2 separate regions of the Homo sapiens genome follow, and region 2 is linked to region 1. A link is a contact called in ENCODE Hi-C or POLR2A ChIA-PET data. All regions are on one chromosome and are shown on one strand. The core of a region is the stretch at or near the end of the contact, and the rest is flanking DNA. Distances in the headings are between cores, read along the strand shown. Region 1 overlaps LINC02946 (long intergenic non-protein coding RNA 2946). Region 2 has its middle 34 kb from the start of LINC02946.

Evidence for each region. A loop is a pair of places that touch in the nucleus more often than their neighbours do. ChIA-PET counts read pairs that join two places held with the same protein, here RNA polymerase II (POLR2A).
Region 2: a loop to region 1 is called in a map of dorsolateral prefrontal cortex, with 6 times the contacts of the local background. The contact joins two enhancer-like sites. A Hi-C loop is called at or near these places in 2 of 168 maps with a recorded cell type or tissue (CD4-positive, alpha-beta memory T cell and dorsolateral prefrontal cortex). POLR2A ChIA-PET finds 5 or more read pairs at or near these places in 11 of 52 experiments (A549, BJ, CD4-positive, alpha-beta T cell and 7 more).

What each region holds. Positions count from the first base shown.
Region 1 is chr2:105,602,188-105,608,613 of GRCh38, reverse strand. The region is part of intron 1 of LINC02946 (long intergenic non-protein coding RNA 2946); the gene reads left to right. Among named protein-coding and RNA genes, the nearest start is that of LINC02946, 5.2 kb to the left of the region's middle. Within about 2 kb of position 3,526, at least 7 of the 41 ENCODE cell types and tissues checked have a DNase peak (open chromatin) inside an H3K27ac peak, as active enhancers do; they include dorsolateral prefrontal cortex, where a contact is called at or near this core.
Region 2 is chr2:105,641,530-105,647,955 of GRCh38, reverse strand. No RefSeq gene overlaps it. Among named protein-coding and RNA genes, the nearest start is that of LINC02946, 34 kb to the right of the region's middle. Within about 2 kb of position 3,540, at least 3 of the 41 ENCODE cell types and tissues checked have a DNase peak (open chromatin) inside an H3K27ac peak, as active enhancers do; they include dorsolateral prefrontal cortex, where a contact is called at or near this core.

The DNA of each region.
Region 1 (6,426 bases), core at 2,277-4,776:
AATATAAAAATAGGTATCAATAGATAGCAATTGAGTGTATTTCACAACAACGAGAGGTGGGCAACGCCTGGATGGCCATGTCTGAGGAGCATCACGAATAGGTGACTATGGACCTGCAGAGGAGAGGTTGGGGAGGGAGAGCATGGTATGCAGACGTACCTTCTCCACCCTGATTTGAGGTCTCCTCGGTAACCTGGGTCATAAAACAGAGTATTAATAAAGTTGGTGGATGGAAGAGCAAGAGCACAGGAAGGAGGAGCCAGAGGCAGTAAGGTCAGCTGTACACTCGCCAGAGAGTAAGTGCCAACAACTGGCACAAGCATGAACTGGCAAACATCAAGCTGGGAGTGTGGCGTGAAGAGAGGGGGCAGAGCAAACACAGGCTGCAGTGGACACATACACATATTTCTTGACTATGAGGATGAGTGAAAAGAAGAGGCTGGCAATTGTATGATGGTCTTCTGTCTTCATGCCAGATGGGCCAGGGTTCACCCAGGGCTGTGGTTTAGAGTCTTATAATCAAAGCAAGTGATAACACCTAGAGTGAAACCCCACAGGGCTGGGAGCTGCAATAGTGACATGTGAAAGCATAAGCTCTGGGGCAAAAAGCTTTTCCATCTCAGAATTTCTACTTCTTTTTTTTTTTTTTTTTTTTTTAAGATAGAGTCTCACTCTGCTGTCCAGGGTACAGTACAATGGTGCAATCTCTGCTCACTGCAACCTTCACCTCCCTGGTTCAAGCAATTCTCCTGCCTCAGCCTCCCCAGTTAGCTGAGATTATAGGAGCCCACCACCATGCCCGGCTACTTTTTGTATTTTTAGTAGAGATGGAGTTTCACCATGTTGGCCAGGCTGGTCTCGAACCCCTGACCTCAAGTGATCCGCCCGCCTCAGCCTCCCAAAGTGTTGGGATTACAGGCATGAGCCACGGTACCTGGCCTAAAGAAGCCTTTCAAAAATATCTCTGGGTCCAAAAAGCCTTTTGGTATCTTTTTTTGAAAAAAGCCTTTCAAAAGTAGTTCTGGGGCAAAAAGCCTTTCAGTATCTTAGTTGAAAGGAGAAAAAGTCAGGTTGGGACACTTAATAAAAATATTTAAAATAGGACAAATGAGTACAGAAAATAATATACTCTCATCATACCATTACCCAGATTTAGTAAATTAGGTTCAGATATTTTTTAAGGAATGGAAACTACAGATGCAATCGAATTGCCTTTGGCTTCTTGATGTCATTCCCTTCCTTCCCTCACTAGGAACTAACTATGCAGAGGTTAGTGAATGTTCTTCTTGATTATGTTTTTATACTTTTCCTATAGATAATATTGACATGTTCCTCAGACACACAAATATTCTTGATGAGATATAGCAGGATATAATAGTGTTTGCATAAAATAATGGTGCTTGCAATAAGCTTCTCTCTTGTGGGCAATATTAGTTTGGTTTTTTTAAAGTTCTTTATATCCATGAGGAGGGGAAAAAATCACATTTTGAAGAGAAGCCTTACCGATTCATAGATTTACGAGTTAAAGGAGATAAGAGATTCCTTTTGCAAAAGACATAATATACCAATTTTAAATAATTGGTTTAACTGATATAATTTTGCAACTTGCTTTTCTCCCACTTGACATTATGTTTTTGACATTCATTCATGATGAAGTATGCTGCTTTAGTTAATTAACTTTTAATCCTGTGTGATAAGTATAGTATTCTACTGTATAAATATACTATAATTTACCTATTTACTGTTAATGGACATTTTGATTTTTGCCTTTTCTTCTGATATAAGCAATGCTACAATGAGCACTTTTATACATGTGCCATCATGGCCAAGTGTGAGTTTCTCTAGCATGAACCATGAAAGCAACACTGCTCGGGTAGACGATACATACTCATCTTCCCCTTAACCATCTATTGCCAAATTGTCTTTCAAAGTCTTGAGCCAGTTCACGCTTCTGCCAGCAGTTTGTGAGTTCTCATTTCTCTACATCTTCATCAATACTTTTGAGTATAAACTAAAATAACTCATTTTTCTTATTACTAGTGAATAATCATGTTTTCATATATATAGGCTATTCAGTTTTTCTTTTCTGTGTTTTATCCATTTATATCCCTTGCTCATTTTTTCTATTGGCCTGTTTATAGCTTACTGATTTGTATGAATTTTTTACACATACTAAGTTCTAATCCTTTTCTGGTTATCTAAATTGCAAATCTTTTTCTAACTGGTGACTTGCCTATTCACTTTGTTTATGGTGGCTTTTCATATGATAAATTTTGGGGCCAGGTGCAGTGGCTCATGCCTGTAATCCCAGCACCTTGGGAAGCCACGGCAGGAGGATTACTTAAACCCAGGAATTTGAGACCAGCCTGGGCAACAAAGAGAGACCCTGTCTCTACAAAAATAAATAAATAAATAATAAAAAAATACAACATTAGCGTGGCATGGTGGGGCACTCCTGTAGTCATAGCTACTTAGGAGGCTGAGGCAGGAGAATCCCTTGAGCCCAAGGGTTTGAGGCTGCAGTGAGCTGCCGTCACACCACTGCACTCCAGCCTGGGCGACAGAGCAAGACTCTGTGTCTAAAAATAAAAATGAATAAATAAATAAAGTTTACCTAATTGTAGTCAAATACATCAGTCTTTCCCTTTCAGTTTTGGGTACATGTATATGGCATAAAGAGATTTTTTTTTTTTTTTCAAGACAGAGTCTTGCTCTGTAGCCAGGCTGGAGGTCAGTGGCACGATCTTGGCTCACTGCAACCTCTTCCTCCTGGTTTCAAGCAATTCTCCTGCCTCAGCCTCCTGAGTAGCTAGGGCTACAGCTGCTCGCCACCACACTGGCTAATTTTTATATTTTTAGTAGAGACAGCTCTTTACTATGTTGGCCAGGCTGGTCTCAAACTCCTGACCTTAAGTGATCCGCCCACCTCGGCCTCCCAAAGTGCTGGGATTACAGGTGTGAGCGATTGCGCCTGGCCTATATTTTCTTGCATTTTCTTCCAACTGTTTTAAAGTTTTGATTTTGCATTTAGATTTTTCATACCTCAGAAAGTAATGTATTTTCTCCCGCACTGAGTGTTAATTTTCCAAGCACCGTTTGCTGAGTAACCTGTCCTTTCTGCAATGTATCACGCCGTCTCTGTTATAGCCCGAGCCTCCATATGCCTGAGGCTGCTTTCAGATGCTCTGTTCTGTTCTATTTCCTTTTTCTGTATACTTTGCAACATTTATTTTTTTGCAGGGCAAGTCTCCCAACTATTTTCTTCTTGAATTTTTATGTTCTTAGGTTCAGAAATTTTTTTTTTTTGAAAACTGGTCACTGGTTTCTGTTTCCTTTAGGGGTATGACAAAGTATCAGTTAGGAATCTTTCTCTTCCAAGGAACAAAAAGTGCTTCTGACTATTTTAAGCAAAAAGAAGGGCGGGGGTTGGTGACGGGAAGAATTTTTTCACAAGGATATGAGGCTCACAGAATTGGCAGGAGACTGAGAGATCTGGCTTAGAAAATGGGTCAGAAGCAAGGCAGTGCCAGGAGAGGAAGCAGAATGAAGCCTAACCACAAAGCAGCCTGGAACATGGTGGTGCCAGCGCCTTCCACCACTCACTCACTGGCTGCAGAGTGGACCCTCAGTGGGATATAACTGAACTGACTTTATAGGACTTACCTTTTAATGTTAGAAGTTGCCCAACAGAGAGGGTGATTTTATGTGATATTATTGATGCTGAAGCACCATTTTTTTAAACTATCCAAAAGACACTGAAATCATGCCATAATCAGAGATGATTGATTTGTTTTTTATTGGACTTGACTTGACTTGTTCCCCTATGTCTCAGGTCAACAAATAACAAATTCACATCAACTGCATCAAATGATTTTTATATAGGTTCAAATAGTAGGTCTTCATCATAGCTATATATTAGAATCACCTGGAAAGATTTGACAACTTATTGATTCCCTCAACTCTCTTAAGACCAATTAAGTCAGAATCCCTGGTGTTGGGACCTGAGCTTCAGTGTTTTTTTTTTTAAAGCTCTCCTTCCCTTATCCACTGATGCTAACAGGCAGGCAGTGCTGAGAGTCGTTGGGCTAAAAGCAAACAGTTGTGCTAACACCAATTACAAGTGAGATTGCCTCTATATCAAAACTGTTCCTCCATGTTTGGTTTGTACAGTAGCACCACAATGTAGACTCAAAAGAAGCATTGACAGATTGGAATCTATTTCAAACTTGCATACTTCATCGATGGAAACAAAGGCTGGTAAAAGATCTACATGTTCCTCAGACACACAAATATTCTTGATGAGATATAGCAGGATATAATAGTGTTTGCATAAAATAATGGTGCTTGCAACCAACTTCTTTCTTGTGGGCAATATTAATTTGATTTTTTTAAGTTCTTTATATCCATGAGGAGGGAAGAAAAATCAGGTTTTGAAGAGAAATCTTACTGACTCATAGATTTACAAGTTAAAGGAGATAAGAGACACCTTTTGCAAAAGACATAATATACCAAACTTTATTTTCGTCAGGAGAAAACCATGCTGATAGACTTAATTACAGTAAACAGTTCAGCGATTAGGATCTATCACTCAGAACATGATCTGAGTGATTTCGATAGCAAGAGTGCTGCTCCTGAGGCATATTTGTCTTCTTCAAATTTGAGTGATTTAATTCCTTAGATTGGTTGGCTTTCAAAAGAGGGAATTCTTGGAACCATTCTAAAGAGGTCTCTGGATGACTTCAGAGTAAACCTTAAATTAATCATATGTGAAGATCTATGCTTCCATAATGTTTCCAAAAGGCGTATTTTGATTGACATTCTCAGGTGTATATATGTTACTGATCCTAAACATGAGTCCAACAACTGTACCCACTATTAGTGGTATGCCACAGATGTGCAATAACCAGCTCTGGGCTGGGCTTGTCAGCTAGCCCCCTAACACTTTGGGAGGCCAAGACCAGTCTGGGCAACATAGTGGGACCATGTCTGTACAAAACAACAACAACAACAAAATGGATGTTGTAATGTGTACCTGTAATCTTAGATAATTGAGGGGCTGGGGCAGGAGGATTGCTTGAGCCCAAGAGTTCGAGGTTATAATGAGCTATGATCACATCACTGCACTTCAGCCTGGGCAACAGAGCAAGACCTTGATTCTGAAAAATATTAGTAATAATTTTAAAAATAATCAGCTGTCTTTGGGGGCAAAGTGCTGTTATGTAGTGGTTGCCTACTTCTATACTGCAAACACTACCAGCTATGGCCAAGTTGATTTCAAGCTACCAAATTGAGGTCACTTAACACGGAGTTGGGAAGAGTTACACGGATGTACACCATTGTATAATAACTCCTTTATACAGATACAATAGATAGAAATAAGAGTATAGATGATAGTAATATATCATAAAACAGGAGGTCATCCATTTTGAAGATCAATTACCTCTGCTTTTAATATATTTAATTAAATCTTATACAGTTTATTTTTTAGTAGACTTTATTTTTTAGAACAGTTTTAGGTTCACAGCAAAACTGAGCAGAAAGTGCAGAGTTCCCATATATCCCCTGCATCTTCTCCCACAGCTCCTTCTACCCCACTATCAATATCCTACACCATGCAATACATTTGTTACAACTGATAAACCTACATGGACTCACGATTATCATCCAAAGTCCATAGTTTATATTAGTGTTCACTCTTGGTCTTGTACATTTTATGGGTTTTGATAAACATATAATGATATGTATCCACCATTACAGTATCATAAAGAATAGTTTCATCACCCTAAAAGTCTGTGCTCTGCCTTTTCATTCCTTCCTCCCGCAAACCCTGGGAACCACTGATCTTTTAATTATCTCTATAATTTTTCTTCTTTCAGAAGGTCATATAGTTACAATCATATAGTTTGTAGTCTTTTTAGATTGGCTCTTTCTTTCTTTCTTTCTGTCTCTCTTTCTTTCTTTCTTTCTTTCCCTTTCTTTCCTTCCTTCTTTCCTTCTTTCCATCTTTCCTTCTTTCCTTCCTTCCTTCCTTCCTTCCTTCCTTCCTTCCTTCCTTCCTTCTCTCTCTCTCTCTCTTTCTGTCTTTCTTTCTTTCTTTCTCTTTTTAACAGAGTCTCACTCTGTCGCCAGGCTGGAGTGCAATGGCAGGATCTCCGCTCACTGCAACCTCCGCCTTCTGGTTCAAGTGATTCTCCTGCCTCAGCCTCCTGAGTAGCTGTAGCTGGGACTACAGGCATGCGCCACCACGCCCGGCTAATTTTTGTATTTTCAGTAGAGACGGGGTTTCACCATGTTGGCCAGGATGGTCTTGATCTCTTGACCTCGTGATCCGCCTGCCCCAGTTTCCCAAAGTGCTGGGATTACAGGCGTGAGTCAACACACCCGGCTGGCTTTTTCTTTCACTTAGTAATATACACTTAATATTCC
Region 2 (6,426 bases), core at 2,291-4,790, 39 kb before region 1:
TTTCCCCTACCCCTTTCTGTGTCCTTCCCGCTCCCTCCCCGCCCCAGCACTTCCTCATCGTCCTCCAGGGCCTGGGCTGTGCCATCTCCTCCCCTCTCAAGAATCACTCCTTCCTGCCTTGCTCTCCATGTCTGATTCTTAGAACTTCAGAGGCAGAAGAGGTCATCCAATTCAACCTCCCCATTTTGTGAATCAGGAAATCATGTCCCAGAGACGTTCAGGGAAACTGAGGTCTCACACAGCAGGTCAGTGGGGAGGCTGGGACCAGAGCCTGGCCTCCTGGCTCCAGAGGCGGGACCTTTGCCAACACAAGGTTGCACTGAGACTTGCACTGTGCACCTTATTTGGCTCCTGGGGAATTCCATTGTCCTCCTGCCTGGCATCCGATCTGCTTTAGCCTAAGCCTCAACAATCATAGAGACCCTGACTTCCGTTCCTTCTCATTCATTCCTCGCATACAAAATTCTGGAACAGAGTTTGAACTTCACTGTGGACAACAAAGTTGATCAAATTCCCCAGCCTCCTAACTTTTCATCGGAATGGCAGACAGGAGCAACAAACGCGATATTGAACTGTGAATAGCCGTGGGCACTGGCCTTTGCTCACAGCGTCTCATTTAATTCTCACAGCCACCCTAGAGGCAGGTGGGGGTTCTTACCTATTTTACATATGAGGAATCTGGGGCTTTGAGAGGATGAGAAGGTTGGCCGAAATCACACCGCCAGGAAGCAGAAGAGCTGGGATTTCAATCAGGCATTACCCAACTCTAGGGTTACTAAAGCCATTAGACTTGGGGATACTTAAAGTGGTTCCTGCACCAGCAGCTCAGACATCACCTGGGAACTTGTTCGAAATGCAGGTTCTCAGTCCCCTTTGAGACCTACTGCACCAGAAGCCCGAGGAGGAGGGAGCTGGCACCCTGTATGATTTCCATGCAAGCACAAGCCCAAGACCCACTGCAATGGACTATACGGCTGCCCCCTCTGGGATGCTCGACACTCCCAGAATCATTGCCTTTTATCATTGGACCAAACCTGCATTGTGTGCAAAGCTCTTTGCTCTTCCCATTTGACCATTGTACACCTGGAGGTTTGAGAGACTTTCCAATGTACAAGTAGAAGGAGGAGAGGCAGAGGCTGGGGCTGAGCCCAGAGCCCTCACGCCAAGTAATTCTTTCTAATCATTACGTACCAGTCCCTCTCTTACTGGCCTCAAGCCAGGCCTGAAGATAAATAGCTAAGGATCTAAAATAAATGAAAGCCACACTCTTTCCAAATAGATCAATAATGTTCTCCACTCTGGCACGGACCTTCTATGCAAGCTGGGAACAGATCGCTGCCAATACTTATTTAGCAAGGTTGTGAGTCCTATCTGCTCCATCTTAACGATTATGGTTTTATTCATCATCTGGGTACTAGAAATCAATGGTCTCAAAGGTGTGGAGAGATGTTAGAGTTCCCTGCTGTCCTTCGTAGCATGGCTTAAAGGCACTAAGTTTATTGTGGCGTTTGTCATGCCATTGAACTGTTTACATTCCTGTTACTGAAATCACAGTTTAAGTGGATGTGTCCCTATGCAGAACAAATCCTAACACCCTTATGACTAGCTGAAGAGAGGAGGCAACATTCATTTCACAGAATAAATCAGGTGTGCTAGGAGCTTAGTGAGAGGCAGCCTCATTTAGTCCACGGGAGTCTTAAAATAGATTCTTTATCAGATGAGTAATTTCCAGTTTTTCTTTTTCTCTCTTCACTGCCTCTCTCCCATCCCTTAAACATTATAGAAATACCTTCTCCAAGACTACAGTGAGAAACCAATGTGAGAGAAATGCTTTAGAACAACTATTTTTGGAAAACATATGTCTAAGCTATATAAGGGACATCTGGTGAAGGCTTTTTTTTTTTGGAATATTCTCTGCATGTAATAGGTGCACAGTTAAAGAGGCATATTGACTGCTGCAATGCCTCCTGTCTCTTGATCGACAAGGACTTCAGCTTGCTAGCTGTTTGGATCCTGTCTTTACTGTGTAACAACAGTCCTGTTCATTCACATTCATTTATTATTAATTCCTATGTAGCAGGTGTGCACTAGAAAATGGGAAGTCAAAAGATGAATAAGAATCCTCTCCCCCTGCACCCAGCCTTTCAGGAACTGATCATCTGAGAGGGACACTGGCCCTGCAAACCGGGCTCCCTGAAGCAGGGAGAGTGACTGGGAGGATCTGCATAACACCTTGCGCCCCCAGGGCGCATTGTGGTCTGGCATTTGAGGCTGATGACTCTTGTGAAGGAAGCAGTCAAGACTGTGATGTGGATTTTAAAGACGAGCAAAAATGGAAGACTCCCTAATTAAAAGACAACTCCGAAGACGATTTTCCCAGAAGCTTTTACAGAGTGTAACAACAGAATTTTGCTTTCTGAGCAAATTCTCTGGGTCCCCAGAGCCATCTGCTAAGGAGTGGGTCCCGGAGACACTGGCGGACGTGCTGGCGACTGAGCATGCTTACCGCCTGGGGTGGGCTTTCTGCTTCCAAGATAGAATGTAACAGGACTCAGAAGCAATGCTCATGCTTCTGCTGGAGTGGATGAGGATGATGGGAGTGGGGGAGTGAATGTTCCCTGTGAGCCCGAGTGGGAGGAGAGGGAGCGGGGGCCTCTCCCTCTGATTCACTGGGTGCCCCCTTGGATGTGGGAGTTGGGGACCTTGAGACCATCCTGGTGGGACCTCTCTTTGCCGTGGCTGCATGGGCAGCACAAAGCATTTCTCAAGGCCTTGCAAGCAAAGTTGTCTTGAATGATGACCCACTTTAAATAAATGCCCTCAGAATAAAGTACAGGGAGGGGTGGCAAAAGGCGGATCCCCTGGGCTCGCCACACCTCACAAGACGCCCACCAGTTTGAGTAAAATGCGGGCCTTCTTTTCTGCTCAGAGGGGACTGTTGCACCTGGGCCAGCCAGAAACAGGTAGTCCTTTTTTCCCCTCCTTCTATTCTCACGTTTTATAATTTCATAGAACTTCCATGAGCACATAGTTAGCACCGTTTTGCCCATTATCTCAGTGATTCTTCACAGTCCTGTCTGTTTGGGGTTTATTACCCACACTGCAGCAAGCAGGGAAGTTAGCAGTCCAGAGGCACTCATCTGGGAGGTGGCAGAGTCCGGCTTTGAATGCAGGTTTATTTCTACTGAAACCAGCTGAGACTAGGTAGCAACCACAGAGGTCCACCCCGATTCGTCTGAAAAGAGAAAGGGCTGCCGTGGTTCAACACCATTGTGTTCAAAATTGGGAAAAGCTGAATAAAAAAGAAACATCTCGTAGGAAGGAAGCCAAATCTTACTCGAGTCATCCTGTTTGGTATTTTGTTTGCTTTTCTCTAAAAATGTGAGTTTTGTGCCTTCGTTGTTGACATTATTTTGTTTGAGTTAAACATCTGCTGCGTGCCAGGCACCGTTTCGCACTCAGGTTTTCTGACGCCAAGTCTAGTGAATTTTTAATTTAGGCACAGCTGCCTTAACCCATCGCCTCACTCCTGCCTCCCCCTCCAATTTCTCATGCTGTAATTCATTCCAGGCAATAAAGGATGTGGAGTTTGCTTGTGCTCCTTGGGCATGAGTAAGTGGGATGTGTCTTTCGGTATTCTGGGAAACCATAACTGGGACGGCTCATCTTTGCAAGAAAATGCAAGGCAACAAACACTTAGGAAGCCAGAGTCCTCTTCCTTCACCGCGTGGGTTATGCACCATCCCAGGCTTGGTAAAGTAGCATCCTTGTCCAGAAGTTTCATTTGTGGTACAATAATCACATGCCAGAGTTTTCCGGTCAGCAAAAACAGAAAATTGTCCCTTTCTTGGGGTCTGCAGAAATATCAGTCTCCAAAGTCATTAATTTTTTCTCAAAGCGGTCAGGCATGTGGACAGAGGACAACAATAGACCTCTCTCTCCCCGGAGTCAGGACCCTTCAGAAACTGCGATTTTGATTGTCACTGAATAAACCGCCACTGTGTCATTTGGAGATAAATACAAACAAGTGCTTTGTAACGGGGAGAAAAGTGTTGTTCTCAAAGAGCCGAGGGTCCCTAAAATGCAGCCTCTGCAGTCACCCCTTTCAAGATCTCGCAAAGAACCAAGAGGGGAGTGTAAACAAGACCTTCATTTTTTATTTCTTGGTTTCTTAAACTAAAAATACCAACTTTGCCTGGAAAAACTACCCGAGCTTGTCTGGGCATTAGCATCTAGGGAACGTTCCTCATTTGAACACCTGGAGTTGTTTGTTATTCATTTGCAAGAATTTCCTTACAGCTATTTTATAGACACCCGGGATGGGCTGTTCTGAAAATCAACTGGAATGTTTATACAGAGCTGTGCTTCCTGTGATTACAACATGATGAAGGGTTAGAGACCATCACTGTCGCCTCAGTTTGGAAAAAAGAAAATGCACGGTGCATGAGAGGCAGCTTATGTAGTCTCAAACTTACTGTCTTGCTCTCGTTCTAAATATTCGGGGAAAGAGAAAAATTCTGGGAAAGAAGGACTCTGATAGTTCTTGATCATTCCATTTGCCTTGGCTTTTGGATTGCAGCATTTACTGTCTACTTTGCCTTGACAAATCTATCTGGTTAAACAAAGCATACTACTTGCCTTCCTTTGGCTACACCTGTAATGGAGTATCACATCCTGATAGGCTTCACACTTTGGCTGGGAATAGTCAAGGTTTTCGTTTGGAGTTTCGGAAGCCACACAAAAAAATGCCACAGAGATTCTTTTTCAGATGACCATAAACCCTCATCTCTCGCCTGATCGAGTTTGGGTAAAGTGAACGTATTTTCCATGTGTTGGTCTCTTTCTCCAATTGGACATTGCTGCATGTAAGTCCCAGCGGGTCATGGTGTGATATCCAAACCATACTGGCAAGAAATGTCCAGCTCCTGGAGCCTGAGAGCTCCTGATGGGGGGGGTCACATAATAGCAAGCCCTAAGGAGGAGTTTGATGTGGACAATGTGCTGTGAGGTATATCTTCCTGGCTATTGACATTGTGAATTAACTCCTCCCTAATGAACACTTCTACTTAATGACCACAGGACTGTGTAATGATAGTGGAAGGAAGTACTTGCCCCGGGCCTGACCGCCTGCTGTCTTCCTCACCCTGATCCAACCTTCCCTCCTCTAAGCCTTTCTCCCTTGCACCTACTCTTTGCACCTTACTCTGTCTTCAAGTCCTATATCTCCCTTCATCCAGCCCAGCCTCTCCTCCTCTGAAATACTAGGGCATCTGGCATCCAAACTGACTATTTGACTCTTATAAATTGCCTTGCCATGGGATTATTTTGACTCGTATATAGTTTCTCTCCTTTCCAACCAGATGGTAGACTCTTCACTGTCAGAGTTAGTCTAATGTACCTTTCATTCACATTTTATGGCCGAGCAGCATCCTTCACAAATATTAGAGACTTAGAGAATTTGTTCATCCCCAGCTCAACCTGCATCCCATGTGAACATGTGAGGTGGAGAGGCAAATGTTGTCTATTTTCAATGAAAATAAAGCAGTAATGCTATGTGGTCATGGAAGGCCACCACCTTCACCATCAGGAGAGGCGGGTCCCAGTTTCCTCTCAACCCTCTGAGTTACATGTGTGTGATCTTTACAGCTGTGGGCCAAGCTGTTCTCACTTGTAAGGTGAGGAGATTGTCTCAGAAGATCTTTACAGGTCTCTTCCATGGGTGGCAAGGGAGAGCATCAGGGAAAAGAGTTAGTGCATGCTGGGCTTAACACCTAGGTGATGGATTGATAGGTGCAGCAAACCACCATGGCACACATTTACTTATGTAACATACCTGCACATCGTTCATATAGACCCTGGAACTTAAAAAAATAAAATAAAATAAAAAATATGAAAAGGTCTCCTCCAACACTAATATTTTGCTAACATACACTTGCATTTTCTTCCATGTAAGAAAAGATGAGTTTATAGAATCAAAATCCCTCACATTTCCAATACTGAGACCCCACCATCGCCCATGCTTCTGCCGATGGGGGTTCAGTACTCCTCTTCCTCTAAGAGCTGCAAAGCCTGATTATGGGGAGCTGAAATCTTCCTCCTTGCACATTCCATCTTTTGGCTCTTAGTTCTGCCCTGGAAACCACACAGTCTGCAGAATCCGCTTCCCCCATGACAGCTCCTCATATGCTAGAATACGGATGTCACATGCCACCCTGCTTCCCCTTGCCTTTTCCAGCCCTCGCATCTGCTCACCATTTGACTTGCCTTCCAGGCGGCCAGCACGTTGGGGCCTCTGCCCGGGCAGCCTCATTTGTCAGAGCGGCTGCAGTGCCCCAGATGGGCCGCGCTCCAACAAGTGCACACCACAAAGGGACTATTATCACCCTCGCAGTGGACACTGTACTTTTATTAATACAGCTTAATATC